2 separate regions of the Mus musculus genome follow, and region 2 is linked to region 1. The links are chromatin loops, found by intact Hi-C in ENCODE. Cell type or tissue: heart. All regions are shown on one strand. Links, peaks and the distances in the headings refer to the core of each region. The heading gives the core; the rest is flanking DNA. Region 1 overlaps Rgs10 (regulator of G-protein signalling 10). Region 2 holds the start of Tial1 (Tia1 cytotoxic granule-associated RNA binding protein-like 1).

Region 1 (6,350 bases), core at 1,425-3,924:
TGGCCTGGTAACAGGTTTGAGGTCTCCAATACCAAATTTACTGGGTTTATTTATTTATTCTCAAGACAAGGTTCCTCTCTGTAGTCCTGGCTGCCCCAGAATTTGCTCTGTAGACCAGGCTGGCCTCTATCTCACTAGATTTGTCTGACTAGGTCTAAATAATAGGTTTTTAAAAGATTTCTTTTTTGAGACAAGGTCTCATGTAACTCAGGCTGGACTCACACTCACTATGTAGCTGAGGCTGAACTCCTGAGTGCTGGAATTACTGGCAAGTGCCACAATACCCAGCCAGAGAAGGTTCTTTAAGGGCTGTTTGAGGCAAAAGTATGACTCAGGTATGTGGGCATCTATTTCTGTGGGAAAAAAGGGATGTATTTGTACATATGATTCTCTAATCTATAACGTCCATTGAGATGATGTACGTAATGATCAATAACGTACAGGAAGTCTGCCTTGCCCAGTACAGCCCTACGCCAAGTGTTGTTCTTGTTCTTCTCTTTATTGTTATCATCTGTGTGTGCACACATGATGTGTCTGTCATTGTGGGCAGGTGCATGCCGTGGCATGTGGGCGGAAGGTGGAGGGCAACTTTTGGAAGTCAGTGCTCTCTCTTTCTACTGCGGGTTCTGGGGATCCAACTCATGTCATCAGGCTTGTGTAGCAAGTGTTTTTACTTGCTGAGCCGTCTCTTGGGTCCTACACTAGCATGGACTAGTGTGTGTGCGCGTGCGCCTGTGTATGTGTGTGTGCATGCATGTGCATGTGTGTGCATGCATGTGTGTGCGTGTGTTATTCTTTGGCTCATGGTAGGTATTTGACAGGGTGATTTATGGTCTGTGTTGGTGTCGACCATCAGACTCTTCTCTTTCCTCTTTAGATCTTCAATCTCATGAAGTATGACAGCTACAGCCGCTTCTTGAAGTCTGACTTGTTTCTGAAACCCAAGCGAACTGAGGAAGAGGAAGAAGAGCCCCCGGATGCTCAGACCGCAGCTAAGCGAGCCTCCAGAATTTACAACACATAAGCTGAGCCCTTCACCCCAGCGAAGGAGAGGGATGGACTCTTAGGACTGTACAGGCTGTCATTTCTTTGTTGTGTTTGAGGACTGGAGTGTGCTAGACCTTCCCTCTGGATATGTGTATTTTATTAACTGAACAGCAACCTCTGCATGATGCTAATCTTCCATTAAAAACAAAAGTAGCTTTAAAGTGTCAGTTCACAAAAACACATGAGATTCTGCCAATACTGGACACTCAGCCTTTCAATCCTGATTAAAGTGTTCGTGAAGCTACAAGTGAACCCTTTAGTCATTTCTACTTTGTAAGCCTTTATCCTGCCCTTCCTGCCTGGGCTGTGTCTGTCCACAGACCCTCTTGGCTAATGATCCAAAGCACAAGTTGGTCTGACAATCACAGGGGTAGCGGGCATTGTTTGTGGTTTATTTGGGGGTTAAATAGTTCTCGAGAGAAGTTCAGTACTGGCCAAAGCAAACCTCTGGCAGCGGCTAATGATCTAGGGGGTTGAATGACCACGTTAGCAAAAGGCTGTTATTTCTCACGTGGGCATCCTGGGCCCTTAATCTGTGACATTTCAGGCCACACACATTTAAACATCATCTCTACAGAAACACTGTCCCAGCCAGGGAGAGATCAAAAGAGAAATTGTTCAGGGATGATGGCTGTTCCAGGTGGTGTCCTCTGGGACCTCAGCACAAGATGTGTGCTGAAGTTGACGTTGATGGGATGGTCACCCTTCCCTTCATCCACCTGCACGTCCTTCTCCAGCTTTCTCCATTTGAGGAACCCGCTGAGAACGACCAGTGGGTTCCAGCCACCCTAGACCACCCACTCTTCTTTTACAGTGGATCCTATTAAGATCCCAGATCAGGCTCAGCTCTCTAGTGTCCACACCACTGGCAGGGCTTAACACTACTGCTAGACTGTCCCCAGCATGCTTGTTAGCTCTCATTTGTACCACAAAACCACCAGTCTTCCTTGCTTATTGGCCTCTTGACTCAGGCTCTGTCATCTGCAACATCTCCTGCCAGTTGAGGTAACAATATGGCTTATCACTTAAACCAGGACACTTGAGAGACAAGGTGAGGTACATTTTAAAATTATAATGGTCAGGCATGTCGTCAGCCCGGCTCTTGGGAGGCAAAGGTCGGTGGATCTTGGTGAGTTCAAGGCCAGCCTGGTCTACATATAAAGTTCAGGCTAGCCAGGGATACATATTGAGAACCTGTTTCACAAAGTAATCAGAAGAGATAGTTCAGTGGTTTAAAACATTTGCTGCTTTTCCAAAGGACCTGGGTTCCATTCACAACATCCATAATGTAGCTCACAACTGTTTATAATTCCGGTTGCAAGGGATCTAATGCCCTCTTCTGGCCTCTGTGGGAACTGCAGGCGCATGGAGCACATGATATCAAAGTAGGCAAAACACTCATACGTATAAAATAAAAATAAATCTCTAAAAATAAAAGATAAATATTCAAATAATACAAAAACCCAAAGGAAATAAACATTCAAATAATATACAAATAATAGATATGAAAACCTGCAAAACTCCAAAGGAATTATGGTGGCCCAATGTCTCTGGTAAGCCATTAACAGTATGCCTTGATTAAGACCCTCTGGTACCTCTTGTGTACCCTGTCTGGACTCCATAGTCTGTTGGTCCGTTGGATGCTTCCTCTCCTTTCCTCTTGGTCCTGGAGGAGGAATGGCCTTTGGGGAGCTATTCCCTGGTGAGGATGGAGAAGCCACTGAACATCTGCTGGTAACCACAAGCCCAGGCCGTTACACATCCCTCAGGCACATGCCTCCTGTGGGTGTCTCTCTCCCCATCTCAGGAACCTGGGACTGAGGGGAGATACTGAGAGTGACACCTGAGGGCCCTGCTACCAGAGCCATCTGGTTACCATAAGCGGAGGAGACCAGTACATCATAAAATGCGAAAGCTAACGATGCGGTCTGGCCAAGGACGTGCAGGTGGACCCTCTGTGTCACCGAGGGTGCAGGCCAGCATGGTTCAGAAAGCCCACCATAGGCAGAGACCAGAGCAGCTGGAGGTCTCACACTGACCTTTCTCCTTGCACCACTGGGTTCAGAGGCTATTTTAGAAGACACTAACGGGAGTAAGAGGCATATAACTATATAAGGGAGCCAGCAGGTGTCCGTATGAAGAAAAAGAAAAAGCACCTTCCCTCGTGTCCTCTCTCCTCACTTCCAGACTACCAGAATTTACAGCAAAACTGGGTACACACAGAACTTTGTACCTGATGAAGCAGCTGCAATGAGACTGAAAGGTAGGGGATCCATGCAGCCAAATAGATGCTTCTATCTAACCCCCCACTTTTATTTTTATGTTTGTCTGTTCAGTCCATTCCTCCTCACACCGCCACCCACCCTTCATCTATCCATCCAACATCCATCCACTCACCCACTCATCATTCCTCCATTTACTCATCCAACATCTATCTATTCATCCATCCATCCATCCGTCCATCCATCCATCCGTCCATCCACTCACTAGTATTTAAACTAGGTCAGCAGTGTGCTGGGGATCATTAGATGCTAATATTGAAGGGGACAGGTGATAAACAAATGTGACAATTCACACCGCTTTGAAATCTATAGATGTAGTTCTTCTTATTATTAAGATCTAGCGCGGCCAACAAGCCAGAAGACAGTTACTATTGGAGAGATTTGGTTGCTCACAGTTCCTAAGAGGAGGGTGTACAGTCAAGGCTGCACCAGGGTGCCATCAAGAGGCAGGACAAGGAGGGTTGGGGAAGGAGCCTTTGTCGTCATTCCTTGGGTAGGACAAGCAAGGCCAGGATGTTTGGGATTGGCCAATCTGCATATTTTCACTAGGATCCTGGATATGATTGTCCCCAGTTATCTTGTACCTGGCCATGAGGCGATGAGGGTGGGTGGCCAGTAGCCCAGCATGAGAGAGCACGACACAGGTGGTTTAGTGTAGTTGGTAGGCACCAACATGGTTGGTTTGTGTATGAAGGATGCAGTCCAGTAGCTTATGGCCTAGAAACTGGCCAGCTCTGGGAGGAGCAGCCTCAGGTCATCAAGGTCGCAGATATCACAGCAGCAGAATCAAAAGACATGCTTAGTACAACGGTCTCCAGAGACCTCTGCACTCAGCCTGCAGGCCATGGGTCCATCTTGCTGTCTTTGCCTGGGCATCTGTTTAAACTCTTGCTACGCTGATGCCGCAGGCAGGGAACGGCATCATCTCTTGTGGCTCTCAGGCTCTCTCTATTCCCTGCTGCGTTGTCTCAGGCCACTCACAAGTGCCTGTCACCTGCTTGTTCCCAGTGTACACCCCCATTTCCATTTCCCACCTGTAGAGAGCACCATCGGGGAACATTTTCCTCTTCCTTTATGGTCACTCAGCCTGGCTTTCTGAGAGCAAGCCATGGTGATTCCCTCCCTGAGGCTTCTATACTGTCTTCTCTTTAGTGTTAAAATTGTGTGTGTGCGTGTGTGTGTGTGCGCGTGTGAGAGAGAGAGAGAGAGAGAGAGAGAGAGAGAGAGAGAGAGCACATGATAGCACATATATGTAGATCAGAGGACAGCTTGCAAACGGTGGTTCCTGCCTCTCACCATATGAGACCCAGGAATTGAGCTCAGGTGTTGTCAGGCTTGCAGGAAGCGCCCTTACCTGTGGAGCGATCTCCCGCTCCTGCTGTGGCTTTCCCACTGTAGACTCCTTTCTATTGGTGACCCGAACCACTGGAGCTTCCTTCTCTTAGCCTCCTCCCCAAAGAGATTTGGGGTGAGAACACCAAGTGGAATGGCAAATCCTTACAAATACATGCTTGTAAGGGGCAGAACCTGGGGGTGAAGCCACGCCTGTCTTCTGACCCAGCTTCCTTTCGGCCTATCCCCTCATGGAACAGAACCTTTGCAAGGCTGGGCTGGGGTGAATGCTGGCTTTTGGCAAGAATGCTCATTTCTCCCCCAACAGGAATTTAATGAACACCTACTACATACATCCTGGGCCAAATAATGGGTACAACGAGAATGCCATGGGAGAAAATAGTGGAAACAGCTGGTCAGGTGGTGATGCAACTGGCCCCAAAGATGATGGGGCATGACTGGCCAATTGTACTCCACCCTGAGACCCATAGGCTCGGTTGTACTGGGGGTGTGAAGGGGAGATGCAGAGCTTCGGATGGATAATGGTGGGTGAGCTCTGTTCTCGGGGTGAGCCTCTCATTTCAGCCTCAGATGAGGAAGAGCAAAGGGTCCCCCCAGAGCTGTGCCGACAGGGACAGGGACATGCATCCTGTCACGTGTCACAGAGTTTGAAGCTGATTAACTGATAGCCAGCTCCCAGGCTCCACTCTGCCATGCGGGGAACACTTTGTTTATCCGCTTTGCAAACTGTTAGGCGAGCACAGAGCACAGTCCGGATTCACATCCGCTACTATTTACTTTCATTTGGCCTGCGGATGGTCACTTAAGTGCTGCATGGTCTCAGACCATTAGCTTTCAGGGGGTTCATTTTTAATTGTCTCTCTGTCCGAGGCGGTCAGCACTGCAAAGAGGCCAATGGCTAGCGAGGGCACAGAGAAAGAAACTCGGATGCTGAGGTGGGCCCTAACCCTTGAGGAGATACTGTGGCCTCTCCTAGGAAGCCCACCAAAGTCACGTGGAAAGCTCTGGGTCCCTCTTGTGGGAGCCTCTGGATGAGGGCTGTGTAGGTGGTAACTGGGCTGGACACTGGACTGGAGGGGTGGTGTCCCAAGGCTGCGGCCACCGAGAAAGGCAGCCGTTTTCAGATTCTCACAAAGCCAAAGGATGGAGGCAGCTGGGTAACCAAGACTTCCTGCCTGCCTCACCTCAACATGTGGCATGTTGTGGAGTCATCCCCAGTGTTTGGTTTTGTTTTCTTTCTTGGTACACGCTTGTGTGTTCACGTCTGTATGCATATGTGGAGGCATGCATTACCACGCAGAGGTCAGGGTGCAGTGTGGCCTCAGTTGCTCCCTATCTTGTCATTTTTTGTTCCTGCTTTCTCAGGTCTAGGGTTACAGGCATAGTCACTATGTCTGGCATTGATGGGGTGCTGGGGATCCGAACTTGGGTCTTCATGCTTGGACAGCCCAAGCCTTCTAGACTCCTCTTCCAGATCCACTGTGCTATACCATGCTTCCGTCTCCATTGGCACAGTGTCCTGATCAAGCAGCCTTGTTCCAGATCAGTGGCTGCTCTAGCTTCCCCGAACCCCCATTTGGCCCAGCATCTGTTAGAAGCACAACAAATGGTCAGATGTGCTCACCCTGTTTGAGTCTCTTTCACGTTCTTCTTCTTCCTCCTCTTCCC
Region 2 (6,350 bases), core at 1,310-3,809, 88 kb before region 1:
TTTTTCTGACCCCTTTGTTTCACTTGTGTAGATTTCTGAAGCTCTCTGAAGTTCTTTCCTTTCCTTTTTTAAAAAAAAAATTAATTTTTTTTTTTTTTGGCTTTTTCGAGATAGGATTTGCTGTGTATAGCCTTGGCTGTCCTGGAACTCATTCTGTAGACCACGCTGGCCTCGAACTCAGAAATTCGCCTGCCTCTGCCTCCCAAGTGCTGGGATCAAAGGCGTGCGCCACCACGCCCAGTTGCTCTTTCCTTTTTCACTTTGGGATATAATCCGTTTCTCGTTCAGACTTACTCTCTCCTTCCTAGGCTCATGGAGAAGCAGCCTCCAATCTCCCACTGTACCTGTAAATTCAGGTAGGGTTTCAGTATGCAGCTAAGCAGATCTATAAGCTACCCCAAAGCTCTCTGTTGGCCACCAGACCTTTTCTCTCCTTCAATGAGACAGTGTGCAGCTGGGGGCACGGGAGAGCTGGTTAAGAGCACACTTACAGTGGCTTCCAGTTTGGTTCTCAGCACTCATATGCAGCTCACAACCACTGTTAACTCCAGTCTCAGGCAGGGAATGCCATCCCTTCGTCTGACCCCTAGGGGCCTCAGCCACAAATGTGGTGTACATCCAGTAGATTGTCATGATTCTATCTCCTCTCTTGCTTTAGCATCTCAATACTAGCAGCCCGTGTCCTCCAATACCGAACTCCAGACTGTTTTGGCATGAGACCTGGTCGTTGAGCCTCTTTGCTGTTTTCACTGATTATTAGTTTTTGATAAGGTCTTGGTATCTATTTCTAGGCTGGCCTTAAATCCATTATCCTCCTGTTCAGTAGCACTGTGCGCCACCACGCGAATATTTAAGTTTTAAGTAGGGATTTGAAAGAGCGGTACAAGCCATTTGAATGAGGGGCTGCTCTTTTGCAGCCTTACCCACTAATCCGATGAGATAATGGGTAGCGATCCTTGTGGAACTTGTAAAGCAAGTTACAAGCGGTATAGTCTAGAAAGGCCTATCTGGTTAGAACACGTGCTCAAAGACAAGGCTGGATCTGGTGTTGCCCGATGTCCGCTACATCTCTCCGGGTTCAGAGTTGCCACTCTTTTGCCCGTCGCGTGAGGCGTCGGTTGTTGAACACGGACCAGCAGTTCTGAGAGTAGAGGCGGGCAAGGCCGGCTGACGGGAGAACCACGCGGAGCCAGCACACCGCCTGATCTGCAGTTGAAGAAACCGCTCTGGGGCTGGACGGAGGCGGAGCAGAAGCTCACACTGGACCAACAGAAGAGCCTTAAGATGCTAAGAGCGATCCTGGGGCGGGCCCCGGCGCGAGGCACTCTGGGATTTGTAGTTTACTTCCCGGACAGCTCCTCTCTATTTCGGCCGCCCGCCTTTTATTCCTCGCTCTATCCCGGCACGCCGACTACTTAGTCGCGGCACGTCCTCACGTACGACTACACTACCCAGAAATCTCTCCTTCGCGCTCCGGCAGGCGCAGGGTCTGCCTTGAACTACAGTTCCCAGAAGGCCACTGGAGAAGGGCTTCCCCCACTTTCCCGGGACCGCAATTCCCGGAGACTTGGTTTCGCGGCTTTTCTCTCTGTGTTGGGTCTCTCTTGGACCCGGATAGGTCTTGACTGGCCAGCAGGCCCACAGCGACAACGTGCTCCGTCGTGTCCAGTCGCAGGGTGTACTCTTTGGCCGGGCTTTCTGTCTCTTTAGCTACTTTTGCCGGACAGGCCGTCGCAGCTGGCCTGAGCAGTGACCTGGCGGGCCGCGCCTGCGCCCTGCCGCGTTTCCTGCCTGGCTGGTGGTGGCGGCCATTTTGTTCATCCTCCTCCTCCTCCTGCTCCTCCTGGTTGGAGCGCAGTGTCCGGAGCGGGCTGGGGGGAGCGGACCCGAGAGCGGGGTTCAGTACCTTTTCCTCTGTCCCCAGCCGGCGCCCGGAGCCCCCCTCCCCTTCCTTCCCGCCCCCTCCCCTCCCCAGCCCTGCCCTCCCCCTTGTCCCGGGATCACTCCGTCGCACCCACCATGATGGAAGACGACGGACAGCCCCGGACTCTGTGAGTACCCGAGACCCGGGGTGCCAGGCACCGAGTGGCCCGGGCACTGCGGGAAGCGGAGGGAGGAAGGGAGAGCAGGAGCCCGGGACTAGAAGCGGAGAGCCGGGCGTCGCGGTGGCGCGGCTGTGAAGTGCATTCCTCATCTGTCCCCCTTCCCAGAGAAGGAAGCCCTCCCTTCCCCCCCAAACACAGTCACTTCCTAGGGTCTAGGGCTTGTCTCGACTTTTTCCTCCCGACCCCTTCTTTTGCACACTCTTGCTTGGCTGGGCTTGTGCACGGCTGAGGCTGTCAGGCGCGGGAGAGCTACTGTTCCCCCTGTGCTTTGGGGGCTCCGGGCTGAGCCAGGAGCTGTGGGTCCCTACGGGGGCAGGGCTTGGCGGGGGTGGGACCACTACTGCATCCTTTGGCTTGAACGTTTAGCCTCAGTCCACGTCCTCAGCAGTCCACGTCCTCAGCCTCAGTCGCTCCGAGTCCTTCTCCCCAGTCTACCACTCTTTAACCAGAGGAGCCCCTTGTCTCTTTCTGCCCCACGTGCCCCACGCTGTCAGAAACACCCGCCTAGCGCCTGCTGCTTTTGAAGTGCCAAAGTGATTGCTTTTCGCCACCGTGCACCACCTCTGTCCCTTGGATAACGAAGTTTACTTTGAGCGCTTACTGCGCCAACCTGACAACCAGTTAAACTCCTTTCGCTCAGTTAGTGATGCCGCTTCCTAATCCGTTTGTGCGTCCGGACCATCGGAGTTGGATAAAAGGATGACTGCTCCCGCTATTTGTTACCTGTCTTTTGAGTGCTATTTTTCGCGGTATAGCTGTCGGGTTTCACCTGAAGCCCAATCTAATGAATGAATCGCATCTTCCAACCGCTTAATTGGCGTTTCCTACCCCCCTCCGCCGGCCCCCCCTCCCATGCAGAGTGATGACTCAGCGTCTGTATTCCTTTCCAAATAGTGTGGCACTCTTTTTTTTTTTTCCTTAGTCTGAGTAATTTCCAATTCATTGTTTAAAGTGAGCACCTTGGGTTTTCCCAGCCTCTCCAGGCCTACTACTCCTGCCTGGAGTAAATACATAGAGTCAGCCTACTGCTTTGTCTCTCTTGCCTCCCACTGCCTAGTATTGATTGGTATGATGGTCAGAGTCCACTTGGCTGGGTTAGCTGATGGGGAAAGTACTTTTTAGGGAATCGACGACGGTGGATAGACATTCAGGACCTCTGACTAGCTAGCTTCTCAGAGCTTCATGCGTAGCACAGAAAATATGTTCAGTAAAGAAGGTCCATATGTATATTCAGTGTTGATAACAGATATTTTTTGAGCATTGTTTATACTTTACATTTTTATTTCGCTTAACATCTGGCTTGGGAAACTTGAAAACATCTTTTTTTTTTTTTTTTTTTTTTTTTAAACTTGAAAACATCCTAAACATATTATACCCCCTGAATGAAAATCTTTCTGTGTGTGAGATCTTCCAGCATCTGGGAAAGCTAGCAAGTATCTGGGAAGGCCTAGCAAGTATATATTCAAGGAAGATGACAGTTACATTGTATCTAAAATACCTGAAATGTCATCATTGCATCATAATAGCTACTGGGTAATTGGTAAATTCTCAGGTCTCATTAACTGCATCTATTTGTTCCTTAGAAGAGGTTTCTTGTTTTTGTCTGTTACATAGTATTCCTTTTCTGTTTTTTTTTTTTTTTAATTCCTGTAATTTCTTTGCATCCACTCTATCATCTTCTTTAGACCAGAGCTAAATTTTAATATTTCATACATTTATCATCTCAGATCTCTTGTCTTTTTTTCTGAAAGACATTTCAGGTGTCTATGTTTGGTTACCTAAAACTGTGATGTATACACATGAGTGAATAAACATCTTAGCTCTGTTGTTCCTGTGTGTCAGTATGTGTTCATATACCTTCCTTTTCCCACTTTTCTCCATGGGAAGTTGAGGTGGTTTTGTTATGTTTTTAAGTATAAGGACTGTACAGCTTCCTAGGACTTAACCTTTCCTGCGCTTAGTTCACTCTGAAAAATAAGAGGTGCTCAAATTTTTTACAAATGTACTTTGGTTAAAATAGTGTTGTCTGGTTTTTAATTTTTTTGATTGATTTAAATTACAGGTATTGTCATACTTCCTGAAGTTTGTTTATATATATATATATATATATATATATATATATATATATACACACACACACACACACACACACACACATATATATATGTATACATACACATGTATATATTACATGTATATATATATGTAAACCTAATGTAAAGTCTTTACATCAAAGTAAATGTTTAATAGGATATGATTTTACTTATGAAGGGCCTATATTTTGCATTGTGATCTATGGATTAGGCTTCTCAAGTGGCTACTATGGTTTTAAATAATGTACTCTAAATAAAGCTTATCTTAACTTGTTTACTTTAAAATGCCTGTGTGTTACTAGTAAGGTTTTCTTCCTACAGACACACACAAGCTAAGACATATGGTTATCTTCAGAAAACAATATGGTGTTTATAGCCTAGGTAGGTTTTTAAATATTCATTATCTACAGTATTACTAATTTATTTGATGGTATTTAAAGTGGTATAGAATTGCCTTGATGTTGAGTCTGAAATCCTGTTTGTCATATAGATGCTTTAAAGGTCTGTTTTCTGGTGTTCTCATTCTTATTTGACATTTATTTGGGGTTATTAGTGATCTTAAAAACAAACCAATGAGATCATAGTACTTGAAATACTTGTGTTTGAAGTAGACCAGCCTTGTAGGATACACTTCATTCAACCTTGGGTTGTGTTTTTGCACTGTAGTGATTTATCTGTGGTATCTGAACCCACAGTTCAACACTAAATTATATCAGTCAATTGCAGTTTAGTCATCTGTTTGGTGTACTAAAACCCTAGAAACTGTGGATCTAGGGTAAAACTAATGCAACCCAATAAGGCTATTTATTCTTCCTTGATACTCAGTAAAAAAGAGGAAATAAGCCATCAATTTAGAGTGTGTTCTGAAGATGTGTGAACAAAGCAGAAGAAAACAATCTAAGGATCTCATAGCCTTGACCACACCATTGATTTAGCTGTATTGTGGCTGTAATCAATCTGGTTCAACTTAATCATCTTTGTTTCTTCAAAGTGTGTGTGGGTGCAACCTTTAAAGGTCCTTGGTCAGGTTAGTTACCCTACTCTACTGTGCCTTTCTTCTACTTTGCTGCCTTCCTAAAATGAAGTAGTGACAACTTAGACCCTTTAGAGGGCTATTGAGGGTTATTGTTGAAAATCTTTTGTATAGGAACTTGTTAAGAATAATCAAAAAACTACCTTTATGGAAATGTAGCCCCGTTATATTTTGTTTAAAAGGACTGGTAATTTCAGTTTTGGTGGGGTTACTTTCTAGAGCGAGAGCACATTTGGTGGAAAAGCTGTCATTAGCTTTCTTCAAGGCACAGTGTGGTTAATTTCTGCCTAGTTGGACATAGGAAGTCGTTCATTGGCAGTGTGAACTTCTGCCTGCTGTGAAACTGCCAAGTTTTCTAGTCTCCAATGACACTTAGACCCAATGTCAGGGATAAAGGTATCATTTTCAGTTATTAATGCTTCAGTCCCTACAGTTCCTGTTCTTAGAAGACAAAATAGACTGTAAGGTATGCATTTTCCTTATTTTTCCTTGAGTTAAAAATGGTTTTGGAATTTCCTGGGTGTTTTCTGTTACTCTAAGAACTCAAGCCATTCTACTGTTTTGTACATGTTCTTCTGGTAGAGACTGCATATTTAAAAACTTGGAACTTTAGAATATACTACTACTTATCTGCAGCAGAAGGTGAAGTATAGAAAATACTATTTGGAGAGAAACATATCAATTCAATAAGCTACCAAAGATGATGCTAGCACAATATAAATTGTGCTTCTATTATATACATAAATTACAGAACCTTTAGTAGAAAAGTTAGTCTAAAGTTTAGATAAATGTATTTGAAATTATATACTGGATTGTGTCCTTTTCATCTTAACAAATTACAGTGTCCTTTGTTATGGAAGGCTTTGTATGCTTTTAAAACTTAGTCTGCTTTAGCAGTTAAATCTTAATTTGAAAAAATAGGATAACTCAGCACTGGACTTTTCTATAAATATTCCATGGCATTCTAAACCTAAATGTTAGCAGTTTTGATCTTTGACAGTGCTAGGTATGGGAATCAGTTATATCCCTCACAGATTGGAAACGGGTTGACTTAGAATGAGAAGCTTGTTAAATAAAAACAGCTTTTATTGTGACTTAGCTGTAAAAAGTAACATGCAT

Evidence for each region. A loop is a pair of places that touch in the nucleus more often than their neighbours do. Peaks named below come from ENCODE experiments on the same cell type or tissue, not always from the same donor. Only the 100,000 strongest peaks of a DNase experiment are listed, where the experiment ranks them.
Region 2: it touches region 1 in a loop (2.3-fold over the local background); 4 of 42 quality-filtered maps call a loop at or near these places.

Annotation. Positions count from the first base shown.
Region 1 is chr7:128,368,570-128,374,919 of GRCm38, reverse strand. It overlaps Rgs10 (regulator of G-protein signalling 10), which reads left to right. Exons shown (of 5, transcript NM_026418.2): 5 at 878-1,295. The coding sequence ends at 1,024. Among named protein-coding and RNA genes, the nearest start is that of Gm39092, 4.7 kb to the right of the region's middle. In heart, for the core only: a CTCF peak has its summit at 2,398 (motif pointing left); no DNase peak of the experiment used is centred there; H3K27me3 peaks cover 129 bases.
Region 2 is chr7:128,456,826-128,463,175 of GRCm38, reverse strand. It overlaps Tial1 (Tia1 cytotoxic granule-associated RNA binding protein-like 1), which reads left to right and starts at 1,503. Exons shown (of 12, transcript NM_001347640.1): 1 at 1,503-2,051. The coding sequence starts at 2,020. It overlaps Gm32816 (a long non-coding RNA gene), which reads right to left and starts at 1,456. Exons shown (of 4, transcript XR_378509.4): 1 at 924-1,456. In heart, for the core only: no CTCF peak of the experiment used is centred there; DNase peaks (open chromatin) are centred at 1,395, 1,765 and 2,515; H3K4me3 peaks cover 2,395 bases; H3K27ac peaks cover 1,961 bases.